Linked DNA regions of Homo sapiens: region 1 is linked to region 2. The links are chromatin loops, found by intact Hi-C in ENCODE. Cell type or tissue: PC-3. All regions are shown on one strand. Each heading gives the region's core, and the rest is flanking DNA. Links, peaks and the distances in the headings are about the cores only.

The links. Peaks named below come from ENCODE experiments on the same cell type or tissue, not always from the same donor. Only the 100,000 strongest peaks of a DNase experiment are listed, where the experiment ranks them.
Region 1: a loop joins it to region 2, with 8 times the contacts of the local background. A loop is called at or near these places in 3 of 110 quality-filtered maps.

The regions. Positions count from the first base shown.
Region 1 is chr5:58,940,364-58,950,741 of GRCh38, reverse strand. No RefSeq gene overlaps it. Among named protein-coding and RNA genes, the nearest start is that of PDE4D-AS1, 94 kb to the left of the region's middle. In PC-3, for the core only: no CTCF peak of the experiment used is centred there; no DNase peak of the experiment used is centred there; H3K27ac peaks cover 485 bases.
Region 2 is chr5:58,885,583-58,895,960 of GRCh38, reverse strand. No RefSeq gene overlaps it. Among named protein-coding and RNA genes, the nearest start is that of PDE4D-AS1, 150 kb to the left of the region's middle. RefSeq lists an enhancer at 4,093-5,292. In PC-3, for the core only: a CTCF peak has its summit at 4,082 (motif pointing left); DNase peaks (open chromatin) are centred at 4,080 and 4,510; H3K4me3 peaks cover 767 bases; H3K27ac peaks cover 1,810 bases.

The DNA of each region.
Region 1 (10,378 bases), core at 1,590-9,589, 54 kb before region 2:
CAGCTGTGGGCCAGGTGGATGGGCAGGTCCATAGGCCCTGGGCATCAGGCATGGTGTGGGTGATGGCAGTTGCAGTGGCAGGACAATCCTCTGGTACCCAAGTAGTCCCAACTGATTTTCAAGGTGGCTGCAGGCCATTTCCCAGGCCCACAGGTGGTTCATGTCTGTGGGTGGGGGGTGTATGCTGGCTGTGATGGTAGTGGCAGGTTGGGTGAACCCATCTCCAGGCCTTCAGGATGAGTGCTCAGGCGCCAACAGGAATAGATGGGGCTGAGCAATCCCCAGGCCCCTGCATGGGCACTAGGGAGAAGGGAGACAGAGGTGAGCCTCAGGCCCCCCGATGGTATATATAGGCACTAGCTATGGTAGGCAGGGGCATGGTGATTTCCAGGCCCTCAGTGGAATGCTTGGATGGGAGGACCAGCAGCTACACCCTAGCCATGTTGCTGGGGTTGCTTTCATTGGCAGAAGCCTTAGGAGGGCCACTGGGAGCACACACTTTGGCCCCAGGTGGTAGTTGCTGGTGGGGTAGCCTGTTCTCAGGGTGCTTCTAAATGTACGGTACCCTGCTGATGGGGATGGTGGGTAGCTTCCAGTGGCCCCCACATTGGATATGGAGGCAGCAGCCAGCAGCAGCAGGGTCTGCGTTAGGGGGAGGTCAATGGGGCTCAAGGAATCTGGAGTTGCAAGGTCTGTGGGGTCCCAGGGTAGGATGCAGTCTGCTGGGCTTTCAAAATGGTACCTTGCTGGAGTGCCTTAAGAGTGGGGTAAGAGGGAGGGTGGGTGGGGTGACCCAGTGTGAGCTCCCCATATGAAGCAATGCCATCATGGGGTCTCCAGCCAGTGCCCTATGTCCTAGCAATTCATTCTTTGCGCTCCTGGCATTCTCAAATGTTTTGTAGATGCCTTCTTGTAGCAGCCAGTCTCGTCCCTTTTCTTGAAGTCAATGAGCATCAAATGTGTTCAGGATTCATGAAATAATTCTGACAATAATTAGTATTTTTTATAGGAATTGGAACATGGTTTATTGCAGTATACCGCAGTGTTTGTCAGCTCTAGAACTTACGAAGAAGAGGAAGAGGAGAACAAGTTTGACTCCTGTGAACGTTTTTCCTTTTTTCTCAGGGCTTGTGTGGGTCAAAGGACTCTCCAGTGGCTAGGATTGCAGGAGTCCATGGTAGGAAGGTGGGCCACTGGGGGCTACTCACCTACTCTTTCCTCACATTAGGGAGCCCCTCCAGACTCCCTGCTAATCCCAGCTGAGCAGGCTACTTCACTTTCCTCTTGTTTTTCATGCTAGGTGTCACTTCCGTGTTGAATTCCAGCCTTCTCTCTTAGGTGATCTATTTTTATTTTACAAGTTAGAAATATAAGTGCAGAGAAGTTAAAACAGCAAATCTGTGGCTTCCAAGAGTGGCAAAGCAGTTTCTAGCCTATGTTGGCTGAGTTTTGACCAAGCCTCTGATATGCATACACATATATACATGTTCATGTACGTGTACTTAAAACATTTTTATTCCCATGTTTAAGGCTAGTTGAATAGGGGTGAACACAGAAAATCCTAGCAATTCATTCTTTGCACTCCTGGCATTCTCAAATGTTTTGTAGATGCCTTCTTGTAGCAGCCAGTCTCGTCCCTTTTCTTGAAGTCAATGAGCATCAAATGTGTTCAGGATTCATGAAATAATTCTGACAATAATTAGTATTTTTTATAGGAATTGGAACATGGTTTATTGCAGTATACCCCAGTGTTTGTCAGCTCTAGAACTTACGAAGAAGAGGAAGAGGAGAACAAGTTTGACTCCTGTGAACATTTTCCTTTTTTCTATAATTTACGCATATGCTAACAAGCAGCTAGTTTCAAAACACAAACTTACCTTGACAGGAACTAGGTCTCACTGTTGAGAATGTAGTCTCCTCTCTCCCCACATAGCCCTAGGGTTATTCAGGATGAAGGAGAAGAAAAAACATACCCAAGAGCATTTTATAATTCCATCCTTCCTTCTTGTTATGCTAAGGTTACTAGTACCATGACCTATGTGAACTCGTTTTCTTGAATAAGAAGAATAAAAGCGTTCCGTCCATCAAGGAAGACCTCAAGAGAAATTCCAGGTTCAGGTCTCATGGTACAAGAGCCAAGTGTTTCTTCCTGAATCATTCCCAGGCCTGCTTTTGATCTGAGCAGTGGCTTTCAAAAAATATGCTGATGAGATTGCTCTCTCACTTAAGAACTTAAGAAAGAGTTGAAGTTCTTCAATGTATATCCCCAGCCTGAAACTTGTCTTGAGGAAGATTTGTAGTAGTAATGAAGGGTGACAGTAACCTAAGGGTGAAGAATGTAGAGAGATTTTTCCCAAGAGCAATCCAAGATACTGCTTGAAACATCCGGGGTCCACTGACATGCCCCTTGGACTCCAGGAGAAATCTGGAAATGTCTGGACCTGCAATGAGACACACCCAGCTTCAAATGTGTCACTCTGGGCATATTCTTTAATCTGAGCTCCAATTTTCTTTCTTGTAAGAGTCATTACACATGGCTGTTTTATTTACTAATTCGTTTTTTAAATTAAAGAAATAAATTTGTAGGAGTAATATAGTTACATTGTTTACAAGTCAAATTCTTACATGGCTCATTTCCATCCATTTCATGGATGTGTTACCTTCTGGTATTTATTAGAATTTGCTTTAGACTTTCTGTTGCTCACCTCACAGTTCTTGTGTCATCTTAGTTTCTTTTCTGTTTTTTGGTCTTTTATGCGAGAGGTTTTCCTCACATTGTCTGATAATCCTTGGCAGTCAGTTCGTATTGAAGAGTTAGACATTAGAAAGCCAAGTGAAAATCCTGTGTGTGTACAAGGTTTGTTGACTGGAAAGCTTCATGGGGATATTCTTGCTTGGACATTTCACTGAAGGACATCCAAAAACCTGTTGCCGTTTTTAGATTTTTTTTCTTGGATTGTTGGTTTTCCTGGTGATCTTACTCCAATCTCTTTGGTGCCATAATTCTACCAGCTGAGTATGAGAAGGAGCTGGGGTTTCTCAATGCAGAATATGTACTTGGTTCTAATATGGTAGTCTGGTTCTAATATTGTAGCCTTTTTCTCAGCAATGGTTGCCACATCTGAGTCCTGAATCCCTTTGGAATCAGCCTCTCCAGAGGGTGTATGTTTAGAACCGGCGTGAGTGAAAGGTAGTCATCCAATGACATGAGGTGGGTGAAAATATTTTAACTGCTTTATTTATAAATTTTCAACTGACCCTCCTGTTTTTGAAACCCACCAGTGTCCCCACTTCCATAAGTCCCTGGATCCTCAATTTTCCAAGTCTTCCTGGAATTCTATGGAGTAAATTAGCTTACTGATGCATTTCCCTTACTTGCCTTAGGTTTCTGCTCACTCTGTTCCCAAGTCAATTATGACCTACCTGGCTGCTTCCAGTTTCTGAAATGTTGTGTGTCAGCTTCTTTTCCATTGCCTTTGTCCTTGCAAGCTTATGCCATTTTAAAAAATTCTTTTGCTGTCGTTTTTGTGGAGAAATAGAAAAATATGTACATTCAATCCCCATGTTTAAGTGGAAGTCCCTCATAAAATTATATTAGAAATTTATTAGAAATATATACACACATATGAATATAGATAGATATACACTCTCTTTTTTAGCATACATAGTGCCTGTTATTTAGCAGGTACTAAAAAATAATATGTATATGTATATACATGTAGCAGAAGGCTAACAGGAACTTAGATACACTCAGGAATATATGATAGCATGGAAGGTTGGAACGGTGGGCCTGTGCACAATCAAGTCATGAGGACTTAGAAAAAGACGGAACCATGGCTGGGTGCGGAGGCTCATACCTGTAATCCCAGCACTTTGGGAGGCCGAGGCCAGTGGATTACCTGAGGTCAGGAGTTCAGGACCAGCTTGGCCAACATGGTAAAACTCTGTCTCTTAAAAAAAAAAAAAAAAAAAAAAAAAAAATACAAAAATTAGCCAGGCATAGTGGCAGGCGCCTGTAATCCCATCTACTCGGGAGGCTGAGGCGGAGGTTGCTGTGAGCCAAGATCGCGCCATTGCAGTCCAGCCTGGGCAACAAGAGCAAAACTCAGTCTAAAAAAAAAAAAAAAAAAAAAGAAAGAAAGAAAAGAGAAAAAGAAAAAGAGAACCTGGCAGGATTCAGTAATTAAGCCAGAGTCAGAAGGAGAAGTACTTCTCAATACAGCATGGTATCTTCTGTTTTTTAGACACGGCTCTACCCAGCTCAATTGATTCATGACTGTGTGGGTGTATTTTGTTTTGTTTTTTCTTTTTCAGACTTTGTCAACAGGAAGTAGGTGCCCATGTTGTTGATAGAAAAGCTTGTAAGTAGGACTGCACAGACTTGGTTTTGGTTCAGCATTTGGCAATAATCAGTCTTTCTGCTTCAGCCTTCAGAGAGCCCACTTCATCATTCTTTCTGGCATCCCTGTGATCATATGATTACATATCTAATCAGTGTAACAACAACAGCTACTTAAAGAAGGCATGCCATTAAAGATATTGTTAATATCTCTACATTGCCTTTCAAACATATGTAAGCATTCTAACTTGGAGTGAAATCTTCTTAGGTGCTTTATATGTTGAAATTCTACCAGTCAGCTGAGGAAGAAATGTATACGGCTTATCCCCAAAATAAGATATTCCAACAAATAATGTTTATGAGAGCTGTTAATTTATGTTAAAAAAAAAAGCTATTAATAAAATGTTTAAGTAATTAAATTTGGGAGCTTGATTGGCAGTAGGAATATTAAGAGGATTAGCTAGATAACTAATGTAGAAAATAATATAATTGTATTGAGTCAACAAAAGCTTATATAGATTTAATTACTATGATGATATTAGATTACTTCATAATTAGAATCTTTGTAGAATTGTTTTGGTATAATTGCATTCACAATACTCAAAAAGTAAGCTTAAAGAATGATATTTTTAATTATTTAATTCCAGTAAGTCATAAGTCTTATTTTTTGCATTATATGAGGCTGAATTAAAAGCAGAATGCCATCTGACATTTCAAAATTTCATGGAGAGAAATGTATCTGAAATCATATACACCAAAAAGATAAGTAAAATTTGATAGAAAAAAATGAATGTATTTTAGCTGAGTTCTGACATGCATTTTATTCACAAATCAAACTTCAGAACACAGAAGACAATTTCTTATTTTGAATTTATAGAGACTATTCTAATATTAAATTGATTTTTACAAGCTAGCAAATATTTTCAATAGTTGAAGCTTCGGAGTTTCTCATTTATCTAAGCTATGTAAATGCATGCAAAGTTTCTTCTAGAAAACAAATTACTGAAAGACATTTTCCTGATTTGTATTTGGCTGTGTTATTCCCCAGAAGGTGAAATTATTAAACATGCCATTCGAAAGCCAGTAACTCCTTAGTACAGGTTGAACATCCCTAATCTGAAAATCTGAAATCTGAAATGCTCCAAAATCTGAAACTTTTTCAATGCCAACATGATGCCACAAGTAGAAAATTTTACACCTGATCTCATGTGATGGGTACCAATCAAAACTTTGCTTCATGAACAAAACTATTTTAAAATATGTATAAAATTATCTTCAGGCTATTTGTTAGGAAATAAAAATAAAACTCTAAGTCCCTCCGACTGACCCAGCGGATTCTCTCTTGGCCAAGGGAACCCCAGCAAAACCTTGGAAGCTGAATTCATGGCTATGATGGGATGGGAGATTTGGCATATGCCTCATTATATCCCCACCCTCGCTAACAGTCGTTAGGTTTTCTTCCTTAACAGCTAAACAGAAACCAGCCTTTCCAAAAGACTACTAGCTTATCTTCCCAGATACGTAACAGTCCAGATGAGATTCATTATGTTCACCTTATTTTATGTAAGATGTAGATTTACCAGGCACTAACTAAAGTTTTACAAGTATGTAATCATTTGTCTCACTGCTGCCCCACCACCTCCCCTGCCTTTTAAGGAAAATATATAAATACTAAACCTCCTAAGAACCTCTTTGGAAAAAACAGTCACACATGCTTCTGTGACTCTCTATTTTCCCAGGTATGCCTTCAAGCTGGCTCAACAAAGCTTGATGCTTTGAAACTTATGCTTCAATTACTCATTTCAGTTGTCAGTGTAAAAGGTGTATATGAAATAGAAAAGAATTCTGTGTTTAGACAGTTCTCATCAGTGAGATATCTCATTGTGTATATCCCAAAATATTTCAAAAAAATGAAATCCAAAACACTTCCAGTTCCAAGCATTTAGGACAAGGGATATTCAATCTGTATCAGAAACATGCGATGGTGACCACAAAAGGAATCTGGCAGCTGAAAATTCTGAGTCACTATCATGTCAAACTATAAAAATTTTATACAACTTAAAAAAAAAACCTGCACTAATCATTAATTTATATTATTGTTAAAATTATCATACAGTAAAATTGATTTTTTTTCCTTTTGATGTACAGTTCTGAAACCACCTTTGCAAAAATTGCAACACTGAGAAAACTTTGACAGTGAAAGAAATTTGACCTAACCAACTCCACATTGCCTTTAACCTCCAAACTGCCCTTCATTCCTGGGCATGGCCTAAGCTAACTTTGGGAGAAATTTAGGTTATAGTTTAAATGATAATAGCTCTTTCCAAAACTAAACTGCCTTTGTAAAACTAATGAAAGGCCACCAGTTTACGAAGATAGGAGGGCCTGAATTCTGCTAAGATATAGGCATAGTTAAGTGATTACCAGCCATTATTCCAGAGGTCACAAGATTTTCAACTTCCTCAATTACTCCTGTAAATAACGTTACTATTGTAGAACCTAAAATTACTATTGTAGAACCTAAAGTTGACCTTTTGAGATGTCTTGTCAGGCTTTTGCATTTCTGATGACCCAGTGTCCTGAACCAGTGACTCCTCTGTGGACCCTTACTGGAAGCTGACTCAGGGCACACGAGGACCATTTTCCACACCCATATGATTGCATCCCCAACCAATCAGCAGCACCCATTCCTTTGCCCACCAAATTACTCTTGAAAAACTCTAGCCTCCAAATTTTCAGGGAGGCTGATTTGGGTAATAATAAAACTCTGGTCTCCTGTTTAGCTGGCTCTATTTGTATTAAACTCTTTCTCTACTGCAATTGCCCTATCTTGATAAATCAGCTTTATCTGAGCAGCAGGCAAGAAGAACCCATTAGACAGTTACAGTTCTGTAAATTTTAACACAAACATTGTTCATGTAACCACCAGTAGGATCACCATCTGGATCAGTTTCACCACCTAAAAAGCTTCCTCATAATACCCTACTCCATGACACTAGGAACAGCTACTAGTTCTCCATCCCAATTGTTTCATCTTTTGAGAAGTTTATATAAATGGAATTGTATAGTATAATCATCAATTTTAAAATAAAATTTCAGATGTATTCACATTCCATAAGTGTACTCTATGATGCTGATATTTATCTTTAGCCTCAGCTTATGCCAAACTACGCCTTTCCATATATGGCCAAAATGTGTATTCAATATACCTCTAACTGGGAGGATCAATTGAAAGTGTTGTTTTACTAAACTCTATAACACAAAGGAATTCAAGGATACCATAGGGATCATTCAACTGATTATAACACAAAATGGGGAGAGCCAATTTCCCTGTCCCCAGAGACCTCTGGGCAGCTCTAGCTCCCTGAGGGAGCCAGCACAACAGTGGTCCCTTTCTCAGGAGATACCTGGGACACCAGGCAGTTCCTCTTAGACCTTCTGGGAGAGGGGTTCCCAGCAGACGCTGGATAGGAGCAATAGCACTGAGAAGGGGTAGCAGAAGCAGCAGTGGCCTTGACTTGTGTATGTGCACATATGCAAGGAGCCCTTGCGAGACTCCCTTCTCCCCAGGTAGTAGGGTCTTGCTTGCCTTGCTAGTGGCAAGAACCACTAAAGTTTAGTTGTTACTGTTAACGTAACCCTATTTCTACTTACAATGTGGTGAGGCCTTGGAAAACCCAAGTTATATAAACATTTGTCTTAGTTCATTTAGGCTGCTTTAACAAAAATACCATAAACTGGGTGGTTTATAAACAACGAACATTTATTTCTCACAGTTCTGGAGGCTGAGAAGTCCGAGATCATGCTGCCAGCAGATTCACTGTCTGGTGTGGTCCCATCCCTACACAGTGAAAGCAGCAAGGTCACTTTCTGTGCCTGATTTATAAGGACACTAATCCCGATCATGAGGACTCAACCCTCATGACCTAATCACCTATCAAAAAGCCCCATCACCTTAGGGTTTAGGATTTCAAAATATGAATTTTGGGTAGACACAAACATTCAGACTGCAGCAACATTCAATAGAGGCAACTCACCTACCAGGAGGCAACTTTTCATTCTGATGCCCAGGTATGACAGACCTCAAATCTGTTACCGTCCCATGAACCAGGAATTATACAAAGGGTAGAGGGGCATAGCTCTGGGTGAAGAGCTGCACTCTGTTCACTCTGGGCTCTGTGTGGTGGTGTCCCAGGTAGTGTCAGTCCAGCTGTTAAGTCCAGTGAGGCTCAGAAAGGTGATGTCATTTGTTCAAATCTTCCAGCTAGTTTGTTGGTCAGATCATAACCAGACCCTATGAAGTCTAATCATACCCAGTTCTGTAGGCTTTCCTCTTCAATAGGTCCATTCTTATCTCTAACTGAGACCACCTGCATCCTCATAGCTTAACTATCAGTATGGAAAACAAACCATCTGTGTCACTATGACTTTACTATTTGTTCAAGAAAATTCTTGTCCAGGAAGATAAGACGGTGTACAATAAATAACATCAATGTTTACTTCAGAAAATTTCTGAAAACCAATTTATTCAGATGATAGATTGCTCATTTGAAAAAATAAACCCCTTTTCAGGACAACAGATTCCTCTCCAAGTCTAATAACTTGTTTATCAAAGATCTATTTTTCAGGACTTCAAGACCCTCTTATCACAATGTCCACCAATTCTAAACTATAATATCATGAACTTTGCCGAATTTCCACCAGATTTCTTCCTTGAAAGGCCTGACTTTAAACCACTTGAGCTCAGACCCTTAATGTTTATAAATATCTACCTGTGACCTCTCCCTTTTGAGAATTATAAGGACTTTTTCAAGGTGTTGCACTCTCTTACTGCAGGTTAATAAACTTAGCTTTGTTTGATCAATAGTTTATTCTGATGGTCTTCTTTGAAAGTCAGCAATCAACAGTTCTGGGGCCTCAGTAGGATTCACTCAATAATTTCTGCTCCTGCAGTTTAAGAACCTTAGCCCTAAACAGTGTGTTCTTCTGAAGTTTGCCATTTGGAAGCCTCCCCCACTGCAGTGTTAAGGTAAGTCTCTCATTGGATTTGAGTCCCGGTGTCCTTTCCATAAAGCTCTTAAATTGTTTATTTTTCTTCCTAGAAATAAGAAACTTTTAAGAAATTCCTGGATTATCTGATCAGATTTGAAAATGTTTATTCTTTGTGGAAATGTTTTATTACTAGTAACATTACTCTTTTTGTCTTTTATCCTATTTGTTGTGAGTCTATGAGAAGAAGCTCACAGGGAAGAAGACAGCCGTAGACCTGGCAATTTTGTCCTCAAACTGGCTCAAAGATACAATAATATCAGCGGGTCTCATCAAACTGGCATTCTTATAGAATAAACTTTGCTCTGGGTCACTTACTAATATCTTACAGAAAATTTATAGCAGCAGTTGTATATTGAGGGTGTGAATAAAAACCACCAGAGAAGCTTTTTGAAAAAATACTATGAATAGATTTCTGCTTCTGGCCAAAATGAAGAAACAGGGACCAGATTTACTCTCCAGTAAACCAGTGGAAAAAAAAACAGACACAATATTGAAAAATAAAAAGATTTTTCAAGACATCAGGCAATGAAGAATAGTGATCCAAGAGAAACAAGAAACAAGATGAATCTTATGTTCGCCACAGCTTACTGTCTGGAGTGAGTATCAAGACTGTGGTACAGAAAGGGAAAACCCAGATGGAACCCTGCCATCTCCCTAAGTGGAGTCTGGGGAGGGCAAAGTGAGTAGAGTTTGCAAGGAAAGATATGGGAAAGGAGACAGCTGTGCAGAGAGAACACTGGGGATCTGTACAGGGTCTTCAGCTGAGCATGAGTCAGCATATGCATGTGAGGAAACTACCCATGACTGGGGAAAGAATCAGCTGGAATGATTACGGGGTATAGAATCCAGGGCTCAGAATCATTCCTGTTTCTATAGGAAATGGGCATTGAGTAGCATACTTGGAAGAATTTTTGCTTCAGTCATGCAGTAACATAGAACTTAGACTAAATACTACTCTGATACCACATAATGAAACTCAAAATAAGA
Region 2 (10,378 bases), core at 686-8,685:
ATGCAGCAAGCTGCTGGTATATGTGGGAAGGGTATAAAGTGATATAGGTGCTAATTTTTTCAGGGTTTTATTCAGATGCTTTGGGTTGGGTGGCAGTGTAAGCCAGGATATTAAGAGCAGCTTGGGTGTTAAAACGTAGATTTATTGATAATGCTTCTGATGACGCTGATTGTAACCATCATAGCAAGTGTTTCCACTGTCATTGGTGGAACTTGGAATTCCTCAGATGGATTTTAAACAATTGGAGAGTTCCATTGTTAGACGGTTTTATGTTTTATCAATGTTTATTGATGAGGGCATGCAGTGAACTACCCAAATTTTTATTTTTAACTACCTTCCAACATACATGTGCATTAGCTCATTTAATCCTCAGAACAACCTTTATGAGGTAGGCACTATTACTGTCTCTTTTATAGACAAGGAAATGGAAGTGTCTTAGTCTGTTTGTGTTGCTGAAAAGGAATACCTCATACTGAGTAATTTATAAAGAAAAGAGGTTTATTTGGCTTATGGTTCTGCAGGATGTACAAAAAGCATGGCACCAACATCCACTTCTGATGAGGGCCTCTGGAAGCTCCCCCTCTTGGTGGAAGGTGAAGCAGAGCTGGCAAGTACAGAAATCACATGGCAAGAGAGGGAGCAAGAGAGAGAGAGGAAGGTGGTGCCAGGCTCTTTTTAACAACCAGCTGTCTTGGGAACTAACAGAGTGAGAACCCCCCATCCTAAAGGGAGGGCATTAATGTATTTATGAGGGATCTGCCCCGTGACCCAAACACCCTCCATTAGGCCCCACCTCCAACATTGGGGATGAAATTTCAACATGAGATTGGAGAGGTGGAATATTCAAACTATTGCAGGAAGCATAGGGAGGAAGGGCAAATTCCTCAAGTGCACACAGGTGGTTGACTGGAGAGCTGAGATTTGAACCTGGACCTGTGTGACCAGATGCAGAGCTCTGAAGTGCTCCATAGGCTCTCACTCCAGGCTGTGAATTGGGGCAGATGTTGGGTGAATGGAGACTGGTGGTGCAATGTCACCTTGCATTCGCTCATATGCCTTTAATCCCATATGAAAGGACTGTGCATGTCAGTAACTATGATGTTTTCTAGGAAGGCATTGGCTCTCTTGCTTCAGACTTCCTCCGGAGAAGACCCTCCTGTTCAGCCTCATTCTGTGAGACAGTAGCACTCTTTCCTCGAGAACTTCTCCAGTGGCCTAGTCACACCACACTAAGTGTGGCAGAGAGGGCTAGTTATCCTCCGATCTTCATTCTTTCCTTTTTACATATGAACAGAAGTTCTAGCTGGCTACATAGCTAGCAGAAGCCCTATTTCGCAGCTACCCTTGCAGCTTAGTGGGGCCCGATGACTGCTTTCTGGCTCACTGGATACAGAAGAGGTGTACTGTGCAATATCTGGGTTGTGCCTCCAAAGGGAAGTGTGTACCCTCTCCTTTCCAATTCCTTATTCTTGTTGGACAAGATGGTGGACATTGTGAGTTGGAAGAATGCATTGAAGCCTGGACTCTTGACAATTTTGAGGAGAAGAGCTACAATATCAGCTTGGATTTTTATGGAAAAGAAATCAACTTTGAGCTGTCTAATTTACTTTTAACACTCTGTGTCATAACATCTAAGTCTATCTAAGATGTCAGGAGATCTTGGCTTTTGGTATATTGTAGTGTTTACCTTACCTTCCTTATAAAGACCTTTCTTTTTTCTTTTGCTTACATAGGCCCTTTCATGCTCCCAATATGAGCTGCTCTCCAGTCAGCCAAAGAGCACCCCTGCCTTCAATTGTCCTCATTGAGCATTCATTTTTCCAATTTTCCATATAACCCCATTCCCAGAGCCCCATTTCTTTTGGTCTGTAGCTGAGGCAGAGCCATGTGTATTGAGATGAAGATAAGCAGGAGATTCAGCCAATGTCTAGGGAAGATAGTGAGCAAGACAAGGGACTGGATAAAAGCCAAATGTTAGATGAAGCAGCGAAGCAACTATCTGTTTGCAGGGAAGAGGTAGGGATCAGGAAGAAATGGGGGTGAATATAAAACTGAGCTTAAAATTCAGGCAGATAAATAGGAACAGAGACCAAGGAGAATTTGGAAGTTAAAATGCAGCAGTGGGTGAAAGTCAGATATGCAATGGGGAAACAAAAAATTGCCTCAGGTAGGAAGCACTTCAGAGCTTACCTGTTGTAGCAGGAACCCATAGCTGACTCAGGCTGAAATCCAAGAGCCCAGCCATGTAGCTATGACAGGTCCTGAACTAGCCTCCCAGAATTTTCCATGTGAGAGCTTAAAGTATGCATCGGCCTTTCTCCTCAAATGGAAACTATTGTAACAGATTCTATGCACAGACTCCTTCAACATCCCTTCCAGTCTCTTTTTCCTTTTTCCACAGCAGAGATAGGAGAGTTAGAGAGATTCCCCTGATGCCTGCTTCTGGATACAGCCTAGGTTCTGCTGAGCAGATGTAGCCACATGCTACAGTGAAGGAGGAAGCCCCGGCTTTGCATTGGTCTCTTCTTCCTTCATGGTAGCATGTGGCTGCATCTGTTCAGGGAGCTCAACTTTCTTTGCAAGTGGGGTAGCCAAAGCATGCCTCCCCTCGGTATCTTTAGCAGAGTTTGCACTCTCTGGTCCCTGGTGTCACTGGTGCAGAGTGATGGGCAACTGCATCAGTGATTTCCACCAGAATATCCCTTGGGTGGTTGATTATTTCTTCCGGCTACAGCACATTATCTAACCCTAGCTTACTGGTCCTGCAAGAAATTCTATAAGCCACCTAATAAATTCCTTTTTCCTTAAAATAATAAGAGTGGATTATATTGTTCACAACTAAGTTCCTGGCTGATACACACATTTTTTTCCCTGTCTCTTACTTTTTATTTTTTTCATTTTTTTAAGATTTTTTTTTAAGTTCCAGGGTACATGTGCAGGATGTGCAGGTTTGTTACGTAAGTAAATGTGTGCCATGGTGTATTGCTGCACCTATCAACCCATCACCTAGGTCTTAAGCCCCGCGTGCATTAGCTATTTTTTCTGATGCTCTCCCCCCGCCCCCCGCCCCTCTGATAGGCCCCAGTGTGTGTTGTTACCCTCCCTGTGTCTATGTGTTCACATTGGTTCAGCTCCCACTTAGAAGTGAGAACAATGCATATTGTTTTATACTCTGAATCTTTGACATCTGTTATAACGTCTTGCCTCAACAGCTATAGTATGTGAACTTGGTAGATTGAGAATATTTTAATCAATTTGAGTCATTTTTTGTCCCTTCTACAGTGCTGAGTACACAGTACATGCTAAAAAACATACTTGTTTTGGGCCAGGCATGGTGGCCCACGCCTGTAATCCCAGCACTTTGAGAGGCCAAGGTGGGCAGATCACTTGAGACCAGGAGTTTGAGACCAGCCTGGCCAATATGGCAAAACCCTGTCTCTGCTAAAAATACAAAAAATTAGCTGGGTGTGGTGGTGCACACCTATAGTACCAGCTACTTGGGAGGCTGAGGCAGGAGAATTGCTTGAACCCAGGAGGCAGAGGTTGCAGTGAGCCAAGATCGCACCAGTGTACTCCAGCCTGGGCAACAGAGCAAGACTCCATCTCAAAAAAATGAAAAACAAAACAAAACAAAACTTGTTTTATTGAAAAATAAAGGTCCTTTTGAAGAAGAGAAATATGAGGTAGATCAATTTTATATACCCTTGGATGTGTATAAAACTATTCTTTGTAGTACAGGAAGAAAGTATTAGAATATCTATATATATGGAACTTTGATTTTTATGTAAACATATTTTATGTTTTGCTAATATTTAATACAGACTGAGAGTAGTACATCTATATTTACAAATAAGTACATGTGGATGTGCATGGTCAAAAAGTTTTACTGATATGGATCAGAAATGAAAAACATTTGGAGGTCACTGGGCTGAGTTACTTCTCATGATGCTTTTCAGTGATCTGTTTTTTTTTTTTTTATATAATAAACAGTTGGTAATTTCTCATCAGAGCCGAGATGTGCAGGGAATTTAGTAGAGTGCCATCTGGCGGTGATTTCTGCCACGTGCAGCATTTATCCCATTGTTCCTCGGGGGTGCCATCTGTGAGCTTCCTCAGGCCACAGTATCATCGGTCTGGCCTTTAGGCTGAGGGTAACTCAGGGAGGTGAGAAAGGCAAGCTCATGGCGCGGCAAAGGTCAAAGGACAGAGTGAAATTCAAGTGGCTCAAAGAACACACAGGGGTGGAAAAGAAGCCAGCAACACGGGGGAGGGGCGGGGGGCACCAGATGCAAGAGTGAGATGGGCGGGTGCAGAGGAAAAGTGAAATAGAAATCTGTACTTAAAGTGCACAGTGTGACGACAGCAGAAACACATTGCCAAGAAGATTGTGCCTCCTGCATTCTCCACATCCACAGTCATCACTAAAAAAACAAAGGCTAGGAGGGAGGGTCCCCTGAGCATTTGCCAGAGCTCTCCCCTGGGGCCAGGGTGTCATCACAGAATGAGAATACTTTAAGGCTACACTTCACCTTCCCAAGCAATAAAACATCTTCAAAAAACAAAAAAACTTGCAACCTAACCACATAAAATCCAGCCTGAAATCCTCCCTCTGTACCGGATGAATGATGTGATTTTTGCTGCTCTTGATCTTATTCATCCTTGACGCAATTGCTCCTCTGGGGGAATTCTGGTCGCCAAGAACGTTAGAACAGACACAGCATTTTTCTTGGGCAGCTCAAGGTCACTTGCGATAACGTCAGAGGAGGCTGCTCCTTGGGATAATGGAACTGAGCAGTGACAATTATGCTTCCCAACAGATGCCTGTGTCCTTAATCTGTCCGCTGTGGGGTGAAACAACAAAGAGGACATTTTAATAGTCCTAGGATGTGGTGTCACAACTGTCCCATTTTGATTAGGATGCATTTGGGAACAGGGAGCTGAGGGCTTATCACTGGAAGCCCCCCTTTCTTCCCCCTTAAGAGCACAGAGGGCATAAAATAAGAAGAACAGGCAGAGGAAAGCAGGCAAAGAAGAGTATCGTGATGTCTGATGGAGGGAGGAGGACAAAGGGAGAGAAGGGAAGCGGGGACCGCACAGTCGGAGTCCCCTCTTCTCATCTGAGACAGAGAACTCCATCAGAATAGCAAGTAGGGGTGGGCAGAGGAGAGGGATGGAAGGCGTGCCCTGAAGAAATAGTCACCTTCAGAACAAAGAGAGAACAAAGATCTTGGGCTCCTCACACTTGGTGGCAGCGCTGTGGTAGTCTGTGCGAGCACAGAGGTAGCCAGTATGACAATTCCGTTTAAAAAATGAGAAGGAGCCCTAATGAGCAGATGCCGGGGGTTTCCTACCTGCGTCGCCGAGAAGATTCGACAGTGAATTGCCCCACTGGAGTGGGAGGAGGTGCTGGGTTAAAGCTGGTGCTTTGCACATAGAGCCTACTGTTTGCCAGGTTTGAGGACAGGTCATTCGCTGAGTGTCGGAGGCAGGACAGGACCGAGGTGACCGCACCTTGGCTTGCTGAGCTTTACCGGGGTCATCAGCAATGGGGTGACCATGTGATGTGGTGGCAGGGGGCCAGGAGCTGCTTTTGGGGCCTCATGTCACCTCTCACTAGTTTTGTAGCCTTGGGTGCACCCCATAACTTCTCTAGCCTCATTTCTTGATCTGCGAAGTGGGTACACCAGTCCCTGTTGAATTATTCATTCATTCATCCATGGTCTATTTATCAAGGAGCAACCACAGGCTCAGCACGGGGCTCACCCAGGTGCTGTAAATGTATCAACTTGCTTGGTCAACTAACCCTATGAGGCAAATGCTACAATTATCTCTCTCTCTTTTTTTTTTTTTTTTTTTTTGAGAGGGAGTCTCGCTGTCACGCAGGTTGGAGTGCAGTGGTAGGATCTTGGCTCACTGCAACCTCTGCCTCACGGGTTCAAGCGATTCTCCTGCCTCAGCCTCCCGAGTAACTGGGCTTATAGGCACACGCCACTAAGCCTGGTTAATTTTTGTATTTTTAGTACAGGTGGGGTTTCACCATGTCGGGCAAGCTGGTCTCAAACTCCTGACCTCAGGTGATCTGCCGGCCTCGGTCTCCCAAAGTGCTGGGATTACAGGCATGAGCCGCTGCATCCAGCCTATAATTATCTGTATCTCACAGATAGAGAAGCTGAGCACAGAATGGTTAGGCACTATACCTAAGGTTGCAGAGCAGCCAGGAATTAAAGAGGTCAGATTCCAATCCAGGCAACTCAGTGCCAGAGTCCAAGCTTCCATCTTCTGCTCTGCTTCCAGAAGATCACAGACCTGTCTATTTATCTGAAAACTGGAGGTGTTTAACCACACTGCCTCCATCCTTAAGGTTTAGTGAGTCCAGCATGCAGTGTCTTAGGTTTCAGGAAATACTGCCTGCACCCGGGGTTTATTCCCACGGGCCTGTGTCCAGCTTGTGTTTGTGTACACAGAGCACAGGAGCAGAGAAATTATCTCTAATTCTCTACAACTCTCCAGTCTCTCAGCAAAATTATTCACCTCCTGTTAGAGGCCAGAAGTGGATGCACAAATGGCATACATTTGAGCACAGTGGAGAGTCATTGTAGCATTGAGAGAAGACAGAGCACTGGATTTGGGGGCTACCATGGAGAGATCTCTCATAGAACTTTGTTTTTAAAATCTGCTCAATTAATTATCCTATTTACTAAAACTGTGGTTAAAGGACTGGCAAAATTGTATATTCCAGATGACCTGAAATCAATGGCAACAAACTATCCCTGAGGCAAGAAGCAAACACAATCAATTCCTCTTTGCTGTATGTATGTGCTTTTCTCTTTCTTTCTTCCTTCCTTTCTTCCTTCCTTCCTTCCTTCCTTCCTTCCTTCCTTCCTTCCTTCCTTCCTTCCTTTCTTTCTTTCTTTCTTTCTTTCTTTCTTTCTTTCTTTCTTTCTTTCTTTCTTTCTCTCTTTCTTTCTTTCTTCTTTCTTTCTTTCCTTCTTTTCTTCTCTCTCTGTTTCTTTCTTTCTCTTTCTTCCTTTCTCTCTCTCTCTCTTTTTTTATGGTCTCCTGGTCTCAGTGTGTAGATCCAGACTGGCAAGAAATGAGGTGACAATTTAGGGTGGGTAATGGAGGAATTTTGCAGACACATAAAAACCAGCACTGGGCTAACCCCAGGGATGCATATCCAAGACAGGATGGCTCATGTGGGTTTTTGTGTGTGTGGTTGGTTTTTGAAGGAGGGAAAAGGCTCTTGTAGTTGAAAAACAAGCAAATGGCCAACAATGCCCCCAACTCAAAGAGCAATTGTAGGCTCCACTATTTTCGAAACATTAAGGGGAGATCTTCAGGACTTCACAGGGAAAGATGATAGTTCCTTCCACAAGCATTTCTTCTACGCATTTCTACTACAAATCCCCACAGAGGGAGGTGGGGAAGGGGAGAAATGACTGGGAGGTGGGCACCCTAATGGGAATGCTTGTGACTTGGAATTCTTGTTAGGACGTTAATGGATTTTACAAAACTGATTTTTCTAAGGCAAAAAGAGGTTGAAGAGGTCTGTAGGTTGAGCAAGAGGGGCTGGGGGCCGCCCAGTGTCTGAGCCCAAAAGGAAAAAAGGGGAGAGGAGATGGAAAGAAACAGGGAGGGCATAACCCCAGCAAAGTGAGTCAGACTTCCCGAGAGCAGAGCCCAGAGGTCCAGCCGCCAAGTTAAGGCCAGCAGCTGTCCAGACATCATTTGCACCCAAAAGTCAAAGAGCTTGGACATGAGGCCAGCAGGGAAATGGTTCAGCCGCTTCAGAGCTGAAGGGGCCAGAACAAAGGTCTGGCTTCAGATTAGAGGATGGAAAACTGCAGTGGACTTTTGGGGTGACCTTCACCCTCATGGCAAGGCCTGGACCCTTACAGAGAGAAATGACAACAGACAGCCTCTCTCCGAGGCTGCAGACTGCTTTGCACCCTGACCTGGGAGCCAGCATGTGACCTCCCTCTGCCTCTACCAGTCTCTCTTCACCCCTGCAAGTCAGAACTGACCCGATGAAGCCAGGAGCTTAGTGACAGGATGTGAGGAGAACAGGAAGTCAGGGAGAGCGTCTTCAGTGAAGAAACTCCCCATACTTTTGCTCTTAGAAGTTCACAGAAGCAATGGGTAAGACACTTCAGTCTGATGATGATGACTGTTCTGGGCTTGGGGTGACAGTTGAAGATGCTGGAAGGTGAGAGTTGAAAGGAGTCAGCAAAAACAAAGCCTGTAAATCAAAAATTACGGCTAGGTTTTAAGATGTAAGTGCTAAATCAACCTGAGGAGTAAACAAGGAAATCAGATTCTTTCTCAGCATTTTAGATTTGGTAAGGAGAAGAGAGGGACCATGAAGGTTATGCCTGAGCAGGGCGGTGGGGGGTGATGTTGGCGCAGTGGGGCAGAGACATGGGCTTGGGATGAGGGCAAGCACATCCTCCATCCTTGGCCTGGGGCGCTTGGCTCTTGCCTCACCCTAAAGAGAACACACACATTTTGCCTGAAATGAACCCAGGCAGGCTGTAGGTGCTGTGCCACTTAGAGATTGGCAGTGCCCTCCCTGCCCCAGCCCCAGGCCCTGCAATTCTAAAAGAACACACAGTGGGTCAGGCTCCCAGAGTGTCCACAGTCCCCACAGCTCCCTCCATTTTGTCCCCACTTAGAAATGCACAGTTGTGGTTACATTTATAAAGGGGCAACTGTGACTCTGCTATCTTCTGTTTATCTATCTATCTATCTATCTATCTATCTGTCATCTATCTATCTGTCATCTATCTATCTATCTACCTATCTACCTACCTATCTATCTATTTATCTATCATCGGGAGTAGATGGACACACACACAGTCTCCTTCCTGTTTAAGTATCTCAGTCTATTGTCAGAGACACTCCACAACTGAGTTCTGAACACAGTGAAGAACAGCAGTTTCAGGCTACTTGAAAAGTGCCTTCCCACAGAAACCTCAGCTTAAGGAGGAGATCTGATCTGCAAATCCGTGGGCCTCAGCCTTAGGGTGTTGGGTTTCCTGTAAGGTCCTGTGCTTGCTGGTACCAGGTGGGAATGCCTGGGTATGTATCTGGGCTGCCGGGGCGCCCGGCCTCCACCATGCCAGGGTGACCTGAGAGCTCCCTCTAGTGGCTGTTCTGAGCACGCGTTTTTCATTTCCCATCCACCAAATTTCGAAAGAGGTAACTGCTAAGACAGGCCCTGTGTGAACTCATAGATCTGTGCTTAGACTCTTTTGTTGATAATGAAAATGAGAAAACTTATTGCATACCAGATCCCAAGTTTCATAATAACCACATGAAGTGGTATAATTGTTTCCACATTTTACAAATGAGGAGATGTAGCTCCCTAAATTGCCAAGATCACACAGATTGGGAGTTATGGCGCAGGATCTGACTGAAGAGCCGTATTCCAGGCCCATGCTCCTGGCCCTGTCCTCTCCTCCTCAGCCATGCAGAGAGCCCTGATCTGCCGAAATCACTGCCTCAGTCGCTTGGCCTGAAACAGAGGGCGCTCAACCAATTCCGCAACTAGCACTTTGATTTCTTTTTGAATCACCATTTTACTTGTTACCACATTTACTGTCCAAAGATGGTTCACTTTACAAAGTGAGCTCTTTTGACAAAGCTCTATGCTTGATTTTGTTACTATCACAAAAATCTTAGAAGTATTTTCTATTCTTCAGTTTCCTCCTATCTAAAATGTAAATAGCACATTCTTTTTTATTTCCTCCTACAGATAACTATTTTTTTTAGGCAAATGTAATGGACCTCTGGATTTTTGAAAGACCTCTATTAAATAAAGACCTGAAGCTGTTTTTTTTCCCCCTTGTTATTTGGAGAGTTAGATTCCTGAGGTTTGAAAGTACACTCATTTGGGAGCCAAAAAAGAATTATGTTGGCAACTGGGTTTGCCTTTTAGCAGCTGCCTGACCTGGGCAACACTTCACATTTCTGAATCCAGTTTCTTTGTATATATAAAAGAGAGGAATTTAACCAGATGAATTTTAAGCCTCCTACCAGCTAGAATATTAGGTGCTGGTGGGTTGTGAGAGAAAATATATGAAAACATACAGTAATGATTAGCAGGTGTTGATGACTGCCCTCGTGGAATAATGTACCACATACTCTACTTTCAAGCTATGGATAAATTGAGCCTATTTCTTAGATTTTGTGTGAAATGGGATGACTGGAACTGGCTTGGAATCCACAATAGGGATTATCAAATTGAAAATGAAATCCCCCAATATCCAGTTTCTGAGCAGTCCATCAGAACAAAAGTAAATTGGGATATATTCTGCAGTCCCTTGGGTTAAAACACTCATGTGCACATGGCCATATATATTAGTTGTGTATAGTGAAA